2 separate regions of the Homo sapiens genome follow, and region 1 is linked to region 2. Evidence: chromatin contacts called from ENCODE Hi-C or POLR2A ChIA-PET data. All regions are on one chromosome and are shown on one strand. The core of a region is the stretch at or near the end of the contact, and the rest is flanking DNA. Distances in the headings are between cores, read along the strand shown.

What was found. Hi-C counts contacts between places; a loop is a spot of excess contacts on that map. ChIA-PET counts read pairs that join two places held with the same protein, here RNA polymerase II (POLR2A). Pooled maps may share reads with other maps.
Region 1: a pooled map shows a loop between it and region 2 (4-fold over the local background). The contact joins the promoter of RNF144B here to the promoter of KIF13A in region 2. A Hi-C loop is called at or near these places in 1 of 37 single-sample maps with no recorded cell type and 6 of 50 pooled maps. POLR2A ChIA-PET finds 5 or more read pairs at or near these places in 2 of 52 experiments (BJ and RWPE1).

What each region holds. Positions count from the first base shown.
Region 1 is chr6:18,385,517-18,390,953 of GRCh38, forward strand. It overlaps RNF144B (ring finger protein 144B), which reads left to right and starts at 1,834. Exons shown (of 8, transcript NM_182757.4): 1 at 1,834-2,114.
Region 2 is chr6:17,984,162-17,989,218 of GRCh38, forward strand. KIF13A (kinesin family member 13A) reads right to left here and starts at 3,474. Exons shown (of 39, transcript NM_022113.6): 1 at 3,248-3,474; 2 at 2,893-2,983. The coding sequence starts at 3,302. RefSeq lists silencers at 3,060-3,179, 3,550-4,049.

The DNA.
Region 1 (5,437 bases), core at 584-3,083, 400 kb after region 2:
TAACAAGAGATTATAATTTATGAATGGTAATTTGAAAAGTGGACTCTGTGTTGAACTTTGGTTTAAGGCTCAGGAGATTTGCATCAACACCAATGAATAAACTAACCTCTTAGAGGTTGCTTTTTATCTTTCCTAGTTCCTGTCCACCAAAATGGTCACTATACCAAGAAAATTCCTTGAAATAGATTATCTCAGAACCTAAGCCATTGCTAAATCTGAAGGTTGGACTTCCTTTGGGATGGTTTTCATTTACATTCACCTTCCTCATGTAACTCAGATTTAGGTCTCATTCTAGCTTGGCCTGTGTCTGGTTTGGGCCAATCTCTTAAATCTTCCTGGACATCAGTTTCCTTATTTTTTTTTTTTTTTTGAGACAGAGTTTCGCTCTTGTTACCCAGGCTGGAGTGCAATGGCGCAATCTCGGCTCACTGCAGCCTCTGCCTCCCAGGTTCAAGCGATTCACCTGCCTCAGCCTCTCGAGTAGCTGAGATTATAGGCACCCACCACCACGCCCAGCTAATTTTTTGTATTTTTAGTAGAGACGGGGTTTCACCATGTTGGCCAGGCTGGTCTTGAACTCCTGACCCCAGATGATCTGCCCGCCTTGGCCTCTCAAAGTGTTGGGATTACAGATGTGAGCCACCGCACCCAGCCCAGTTTCCTTATTTTTAAAATCAGGTTATTTGCTAAAATAGCTAGGAAGACTTTTCAAGCTCAAATATCCTACCGTGGGTTCTTTTATCATCTTATTGCCCCTGTCCTTTTTCTCTTCCTCCCTGACTGGTGAGCTGGTCCTCCTACCTGCCCTAGCATGGCACATGTAGATACACTGTGTTATTCAGCACTTTGCTTTGACCTAGAGGTTTTCTTCAACTTGGAGGGCTGAGAAGCAATGTTTGCTTGTGTCGTTTGGAATGGTGCCTGTTGGCGTGCACAGATCCTTTCCACAAAGGGCCTGTGAGTCCCTTCCTTTTAGGAAGCACATTCCTGACAGTGGTTGCAAAAGTAGAGAGGGATTGCAGAGTGAACACAGATTCTTGTGTCAGAGCGACATTCCTAAATGGCAATGTTCAGCAGACTTAGGTGATTGTGATCTATGGGGGATATGGGGAATGAGTAGGTATGCGATTCATTATGAATGTCACACAAATGAAGTGTCCAAGGGTTTGGAGCAAGGAAGCACTTCATAATACCTCACAGCTTCTGGATTATTTTGTTACATTTTTGTTTAATTGAGGGTACAACCAGTTAAGTTACAAAGCACTTCAAGTGAAATCATTGTTTCATCAAGAAGTGTCTGTATTTTATGAGGTAAACTAAGATTATTCCCGATTTGATTCACAGGTATTCTAATTTCATCATTAGATGCAAAAGGACAAGTGAGGTACAAGCTGTTTTTTGATGAGATGTGCATGGGAAGTGTTTCTATAAAACAGTTGTCTGCCACGTGGGAAGGCAGGTCTGGGCTGTTAGAAGTAGAAGAAAGAGATTTAAAGAGCTGGGAAGGAGGGAGAAAATAAAGAAAGGTGGCCTGTGAGGATATGTACAGACAGAGAGGTAGCAGGCGCTTAAGGCCAAGAGGTGAGCTGTCCCTGTCTGGGCAGAAGAAGTGCGCTAGGGGCAGCTGCCTGCACCCCCTGCTCTGAATTCCTGCAACAGCGGTCCCAGGAGAACAAGAGACAGGTCCTGACAAGCAGTAGAGTCGGTGCAGCGCGCCCGGGTTCGGATAGGGTTAAGGCCAACACCTGCAGCTGAAGTACGACCCACATGGGAAGTAGGAAGTGCGGCGCCTGAGCTTCCTGTATAAATAAACGCGCTGCTACCGCTGCTGGCGAGCTGTGCCCCACGCTCCCGCTGCAACAGTCCCGGGCATCGCAGCTGCCAGTCAAGGCTAGGAGGCGGTCGGGGACTCCGCCTCCTCCCGACCCGTAGGTCTGGGAGCGCAAGTCCTGTTGCAGTCTTGCAAAGTGTAAAGCTGTCAGCCGCAGAGCACGGAGGAAAGACGGAGAGAATGGAAGAGCTCCTGTCCGGTGTGCCAGCAGCCCGGACTGGCGGTGAGCGCGAGGGAGGCTACTGAGAAGCCCGGCGACGGAGGAACGCAGGTCTGCTGCCAGGTAGGTTTAGCGAGCTTTTTAAAGGCTACAGGCGTTGCAAGACCGGAATGGTGTTGCTGGACTAAGGAAAAAGGACAGGAAACTCACTGTGACACCACAATTTTTCGATTTTCTGTCTCTAGTGCTCAAACCATACAGAACTGAATTCATTCTGAATGCCTTAAACACCTGTTAACTTAGAAGAAAAATGCCTTTGTTAAAGGAAAGTAGTTTCATTTCTAATAAAACAGTTTCTATAATAGAATGTATTGTAGAATCCGAGATTAGACCAGACCTCTCCCTAGGTCTTAAGGGGAGACCAAAAGTTGGCATAATCTCGGATTATGCATTATAGTGCTTATTTTATCAGGTAATTGCTAATGAAACAGTGAAACTCTGATACTACGAGAGCCATTCTCAAATTTAAGTTAAAATCGAACTGATTGTCGTTTGTGCAGGGAAAAGGTAGGTATCTTTTGCTTATTCTTTCTAAAACACCTTTTGTTTTTCTCATGAGTTTCAAGGATCCTGCTGTAAGTCTACTCCTCATGCATATACACTATTCACATAAAGATTTCCCAGAAATTAATTCCCTTCTCTGGGAAATGTTCTTTTTTCATGTTCTCATAACAGACTGTCAGTTTCATATTGCTTTCTGCCACATGTATCTTATCAAAACATTAGCTCTGAGGTTCTTAACAGGACTATCTCTGCTCTTCCGATTTGGCATTTCTGGACGTTTATTTGAACATTGAGAGGTATAAATTAAATGGCAATGTATCTAACATTTCTGAGGAAGCAGATTAGGGGGTGTCTGTGCCCAGAAGCAAAATAAATGAACTTTGGGATGACTCAGTTTTTAGGGTGTGGGTAAGAGGCAAAAGGAACCTAGCCAGTCCTAACTGAGTTGCTGGCTAATTAGAGTATCTGTCTGCCGCAGCTTTCACTGAAATGAGCCTCTTGGTCCCTTTCACATCAAATCCCTCTGTGAGTCCCTCCTTCTCCTTAGTTTATCTTTCCTTCACAACCTGGGTCCTTTTCATGGACAGCAGTGCCTTAAATACTTCTAAAACTATCCTGAGGGGGAGAAAAACCTATAGCAGATCCACAAAGCCACTTGTAGATAATTGTATTATGAAATCCAAGGTCATGGTTTCACACAACTCCTGCTCTGCCCTTGCACACCTTTGACTGGCATTTTTTTTTTTATTTTTGTCGTGGGCATAAACTTAGAAAAGTGGGAAAGGGAAAAACCTCAGTTTCAAAAGTAGTCTCTGACTAATTAATTATCTTGATTAAAAAAAGGTAAACATATATAGTGAACGTGAAAAAGATGTTGAGTAGTAGAATTGGGTTGCTTGGCTTTTTATTTAAAACAAACAAAACTCAACCAAAAAAACCCCCCAAAACCCCAAACAATCACCCTAGATAACTTTCTCCTACACTACTGTGCTGGAAGTCGGGCTTGAGTGTGGTCAAATCCTGCCCATTTACCCAGAGTTTTACAAATATTTACAGTCATCTATGCCAAATATCTTTGTGCTGAGTCCCAAAGAACATTCTCAGCATTCAAAAGGCCCATTCTCATGAATGGTTTCAGTTCATTGGCAATTTAAAGGCATTCAGGCTTCCAAACTAGGTCAGCTTAAGACATGTCTTTTTAAAATAATCAGTTTTTGGGTCTCAGATTATGAACCAGGTTTTTGGAGCCAAACTCTACAGCAGAGAGAAGAGTATGCTCTCTCTGGAAAGAAAAAGCTTATTTTATCTACCTGGTATGACCATTTAACTTCCTGAAAAACGTCTTTCTCCTCAGTAGTATGAATATTTTTCATCTGAGGAGGTGCACTTAAAATTTCCTTCTTGAAAAGTCATTTCAATATTTTAGACGTTTAGAAACATTTATATGTATGTCAGAATCCTTTCTCCGAAGTGTTTCTGCTAATCCTGGCTTCTTTGTTTCCCCTGGCCTTGACTTTATGACATTACTTTCTTGGAGAGTGAAGTTTTTAGTGTTTGAAATCTCCAGTTTGAGATAGAGGTCAGGAATCATGCTGAACCCAGATGTTACTGAAGGAACAAAGTCTGAGCAGTTTTGGGACTAAGCCTACTTTGTACAACTGATTATTTTGGATGTGGGAAAAGGGCCAAGCTGCCAGACAAGTCATGCTTTTCACTTGGACTTTGGGGAATAGGTATCTGTAGCCATTGCTCCTAAGTACTGAAACATTTCTTTCAGGGGTGCCTACCTTAATTTATAGAAGCTCCTTACCTGAAACAAATGGTCAATATTTTCAGCTTGTGAATTTCTGGAAGTGAATACAGATGAGAACCAGGCCTTTAATATTTTCTCTCCTCCAAGTACAATCAGAAAAGTTATCCACTCTACTACTGAGTGACTGATTTGCTAGGTGCTAGGTTAGATGCTGGGATATAAAGATGGCTAAGATGTGGTCTCTGTCCGGAAGAAATTCTCATAAGGTCAGAAGTGACTTGGGTCTAGAGTGGTAGTTCTGAATTCACATTGCTTTGCCAGATTATAAAAAGTACTTCGATGTTTGTCACCTCGATCATCTTAATTTTCTTGGTAGTGTTACCTTGACCATTTGACCATTAAGAGGTATATGACACCTAAGTTAATTTATGTAAATATTTTAATTCATAATTTTTACCTTTAGGTGTATGTGGGAGGTCTTGGACTAAAGTTTTAGTTTTATTAACTTTGGCATTTGCTATTTACCCAGTCGGTGAGTACTTTGGAACCTAATGCATCATACCATAGTTGTTATTAAAAAATGGATAACTATATATTAAATGAGTAAAAATGACCAATGCTTCTGCAACGTGGAATGAGGATCTTCTCATCTATGAGCAGATCTCTTTCTTGAATTCAAAACACAGCAATCTAAGTGAAATAGACTTTTCTTATTCATAGCTGGAGATACTTCTGATCACATGGCTTGGAGTATTTATTAAGAGCATACTTTGAAAGCCATGTCCCATTGTTTTCTAAATCTTTTGAAGTCACGAGTTTGAGTCCCAGCCCTTCATCAACTTGTTCTTTGTTTTTCTTGGGAAGATAAAACAAGACAACTCGTTTCTGTCTGTTGAACTTGTGGCTGAAACCATAAACCCACACATTCTCCTGCATATGATTATATGAAATCCTCTGTTGAAAACCTCCTCAACTAGTTGACTCTTAATAAGTAGGAGCTGGGTTTAATCACCTTTACATCCCTAGCACCTAATGTGTAGAATTTGTTCTTTGTGTGTTGACTTTGTTTCCTTCATGATAAATTCCTGTTATAGGAAATTAATTGGCAAAGACATACAAAAATCTACAC
Region 2 (5,057 bases), core at 2,224-4,723:
GGTTCATGAAATGGCAAAAGTATACACCAGCGTAATTTACCACGTTGTATTTTAACTACTTTTTCCTCTCTCTCCTCCTTCTCTCCAAGGTGAGTGACTCTGGTGTAGGTACTGGATCCACAAGTATCTTTGAATCCCCTATGCTGAGCATGGTACTGAAATGATCTGAACTTCATAAATGTCTCCTGGAGAGCAATGCAATGGTATTTTAAGAAACAAATCCATGTGTCTTAATGTTTCAGAATGGTGATCAGTATACATATCAACTACTAACCTGGACCTATGCAATGTATTACAATACTAGAATTTCAGCAACAAAACAAACATCTTTAACCTCAGAGATCCTCTGATCTTTTAGTCCTAGCTACACAGTCTTGGCTTTGGTTTTGTAAAATGGGGAAACAATGAAAGCTGACCCCATCTGTTTTTTTTTTTTTTCCCTGGACGTCAATGCATTCTCACTTGTTTTTACTGGTAAGACTGAAAACTTTCACCCACTAACCTTCAATTTCTATCCATGGCTAATTCATTGGTAATTTCTTGCAACTTTCAGAAAAACAGTAATTCTCAATTTGACACAGGTTTGCCAATATGCATTTAAAGACCTCTTACACTTCAAACCTTGGACTTGCAGATATGAAAAATAATAACATTCTCAGTATTCTACTCTTCACCTTTGCCCTGCCCTGAGCACTATCTAAAAACCAATGACAGAAATGAATTGCAAACATAGCATGAAGCACTGCTGCAATTAATCAACCCAGAGCCCAAGGGAGGAATTGTTTCTATTTTTAAATGCACTGTTACTTTAAGGGAAAAGTCTGTGGAGAAATATGAAACCAAGCTGCATAATGAAAATAAAAATGCATTTGGTGTCTTCATCTGTGCAAAGACAGTAATCCTAATGTACAAGGAGCACTGTTTTGTTGACTACTCAGTTTGTCTGTAAATGAAATGACCGGTACTCAAGACAGAATCCCACAGAAAGCTCATCTGCTATTCAAAGAATTAGATCCGTCAGAAGGACAAAACACGAGAGTACCCATATTTCAATGCTATTTTTATAACTCCAGATAAGGGACTATCGTAAGTAAGCAGATGAATAGATCCCAAAATCACCCTTCAAATCTTTACCTAAAAGATCCTGATTAGTAACTAACGTGGTTCAGCCCGAAAAATGATCAACTGATTACTTAGCATTTGGAACCAACTGTCCACAGTTATAGATTGTACCAAATCCCACAAAATCAAATCTGTTTCTCTTCACAAATGACAACACTTCATGTCATTAAACAGTAGCTAACAGTCGCACTGCTTATGGTTAAGAGTGACAAGGAGCAGGTGCCAAGCCAGCAAGGAAAACAAGTAACGGCTACACAACAGGAGCTAAAAAGTATTCTACCTGTTCCCCCAGACTGCTTTCAAGAATCTGACCCAACAGAATTTTTTCCCGAAACAATATGCAGTTTGCGGGGGGGTGGGGGGAGGGGACATTCGTTGGTGATATGGGCATCTAATTTAATCTGTAAATATTTAATGTACTCAATGAGTTTACTTACTATCACCATGAAATATGCTATACTATCTACACTGCTATAAATGCATCTAAAAATACATCCATTACTAGACAACATTCAGTACAATGTACAATAAACACTACATTCAGTGTTAAACACAACATTTTACATATAGCTTAGCTATTTAATATCACCACCAGAATCTGCTAAAGGTAGCAGAATGTTTGCAAACTGGATAAAAACTGCTATGCTCAACACGAAAAGCAAAGAATCCCCAATCTTATCGCCTCATGATTTCTTTCCCCAAATTTGGCAAAACTGAGCTTGAACACCACACATTATAGAATGGAGGCATTGCTTCTCTAAGCAATAATGTCACAAACCCTGCTTCAGAGTCTCTCTTCAGTGAAAATCTCTGAAGAAGGAAATTCACTAAATTGTATTCCATCGATCAACAGGTGATTCGTGGAAACACAAACTCATATTCATTTCCAATGAAAATTAATATTGTAAACTCTCCCGTTTTTTCACATATATATATTTACAAGCTACTGCATTATTATATTGAATGAATTCCAACCGATTTCTTCTCAGAGGCTTACTAGAAAAATGCCAAATATTCAAATTATTTTGGGGCGTTAACCCATACTGTTGCATGGAACAGAACGGAATTAATAAGGATCCAACAGTTACCACTTTTCAAATGCAAATATGTTGCCATCTAGTAAATACAGCCCCTTTTTAAACATCCCTCAGTGTCTATACAGTTCAGGGCCCTACTTTTGTTTCTTTGAAAATCAAAATTCGCGCATTACATTGAGGCATTATCTCAACTCAGCAACAACAACTAAAATAGATACTAACTAGTCCAGCCTGAGTCTACATCGTACAAGACTTTTGCTTTATTTTTTCCTCCCATTTTAGACACACTGTCCCTAAACAATTCTGCCAAAGGAAACAAACCCTGCAGTGATGAAAAGAATCACGGACACTGGGTTCCACGAACAATAAGGTCGTGGGCTGGTCACCTGCCCGCCTCGGGCCTCAGTTTTCCTGTCTGTAAAATGTGGCCGCTGGACGAATCACCTATGGGGTCCCATCCGGCCCTCTCCCTCCCGGGTGCCTCGCAGCCCGCCCGGGCTCAGCTGACTGGTGCTGTGGCCAGGGTGCCCTGCCTGCCGCCGCTCTAGATGGAGGAGAAGGGGGGCGAGGGAGGAGAGGAACTTGGACTTGCAACAGCTTCAAACAGGAGCCGGCGACAAACTTGAAGCCGTCCTCCTAACAATAGGAAAGAGCACTCCCATTTTCCTGGCTCAAACTTGCGGGACCCCGCGAGGCTGGATCCTCCCAGCCGCCCTCTCGGAACCCGCTTTACCTTTCTCCCTGTTTGGTGTTAGAAGGAGGAGGGTGCAGGACCGTTTGATTCCCTTCCATCTCCACCACGCACTTGGTGTTCAGTTCCAGTTCTGAAAGCAGAGAGAAAGGGACGTTGCAAAGTCCAGCATCCGCGCCTCCAGCCCGCCCGCCCGCCAGCCGCGCCGAGCGGGGCTCCGTCCCTGGAGGCGGCCGAGCCTGGAGACGGCGCCCCGGGCACCACGGCCAGCGCGGACGCCGCCTCCGCCCCGGCCCCCCGGCCCCGGCCGCGCTCTCGCCGTCCCGGCCCCGCAGTTTCTAAAGTTGCCCCCGCCCTCAGCCCGAGCAGAAATAAAAAAGAGCGGAAAGCTCCTCACCTCGTCGGTTCATGGGCCGGACCCGGACGGCAACTTTTACCTTGGTATCCGACATGTTGGCTGCGCTCGCCCGGCCGCTCGCCGCGCCCGCTCGGCCTTAGGCGGCCCCTCACGCGCGGCGCCGCCGCCGCTGCAGCCGCGCGCCCCTCGAGCGCGGCCGCCGCCGCTCCGCCGTGAGCTCCGAGAGGCAGCGCCGAGGCGCGCGGGCCATCCCGGGGGAGCGCGACGCGGGGCACGGCCGCGGCCCGGGGAGGGGCGGGCGCGCGGGGCGGGGCGCGGCGGCGGCGGCGGCGGCGGCGGGCGGGGAGGAGGCCTCGCCGGCGGGCCCAGGCGCAGCTCTAGCCGCGCCGCCCCAGCCGAGACCGCAGCGCCGCGGCCCCTCGCGGCTGCCCGGGGCCCCGCGCCGCCATGTTCCGCGCCCGTCACCCGCCGGGGCTCGGGAGAGGCCGGACACGGCCACGCGCGGCGCCCCCTGGAGCGGCGGGACGGCAGTGAGAGGAGCGGCGAGCAGCGCGGCGCTTAGGGGAGGCTGGAGTCCGGGGCGGGACGCATTGTTTCCCCAGGGGACCTCCCAGGCCAAGCCTGCACCGGCGCCCGCGGGGCCCCCCCCCGGACACCGCCGTGAGCTCGAGCCGCCTTCTGGGGCCGCTGCCACCCGGAGCCCCGGGACGGCAGCAAGGACCACGGCTCGCCGCGCTGGGTGCGCAGGCCTTCCCCTCCGAGTCCCGGCACGCCGCCCCCTCTGTCCCACACGGAGCCTGCAGCGGTATTTTAAGATCTCTGTGGTGAACCGAGACTAGAAATGAATCTGTGAATCCACCACCGAAACAGTGTATGTTTGTAAATAGTGCTCTCCCTTCCTTTCCCGGCCTCTCTTGTCTCGGGAGGGATGTCAAGTGGGCTGGGAGGGCCATTAACTCTTACATAAGAATTTAATAGCAATGGATTCTGTCATCCTGCCAAATGCAGACCTCGCTGCCAGGGCGGAACTGGGCGAATCCGATTTATTCTGTTTGGTTCAACAAGTGCTTAAGGGGCGCTCACCGAGTGCCAGGCATTTTGAAGCGTACAGAAGTCAAAAATCCAGAGTTTAGATCCAGGAATCTTTCGATTTTGCTTAAATCTAGAAATCCACTTATTGGAAGATGCATTGAGGTTTTACTGTGTGCAGGGTGCTGTTGAGGACACACAGAAACATGAATAGCATGATGCAGAGGCACACGCTAAGGTGGAAGAGAGGGCGTGGAGACTTATTATGCTAGACAGTGTACGGCAGGTGCTAGGAGAGGGGTCCGTCCGCCTCCAACCGAGGTGATGCTACGCTTGACCCTCGAACAACACGGGTTTGAACTGCACGAGTCCACTTACACGTGGCTTTTTTTCAACCAAAATCTGATTGAAAATACAGTATTCGTGCTCTGGCACAGTGCCTTACGCCTGTAATCCCAACACTTTGGGAGGCCGAGGCGGGAGGATCACTTGAGGCCAGGAGTTCGAGACCAGCCTGGGCAATGTAAAGAAACCCCATCTTGCCAAACATAAAAATTTAAAAAATAGCCGGGCATGGTGGCAGGTGCCTGTAGTCTTAGTTACTGGAGAGGCTGAGGTGGGAGGATCACTTGAGCCTGGAAGGTTGAGGCTGCAGTGAGCCATGTTCGCACCACTGCACTCCAGCCTAGGCAACAAAGCAAGACCCTGTCTCAAAAAAAAAAAGGGAGAAAAAAGAAAAGACAGTATTTGGCAGGTTCAAAACTGAGAGATCCAACTTTTCCTATTTGTGGGTTCTGCAGAGCTGACTGTGGGACTTGAG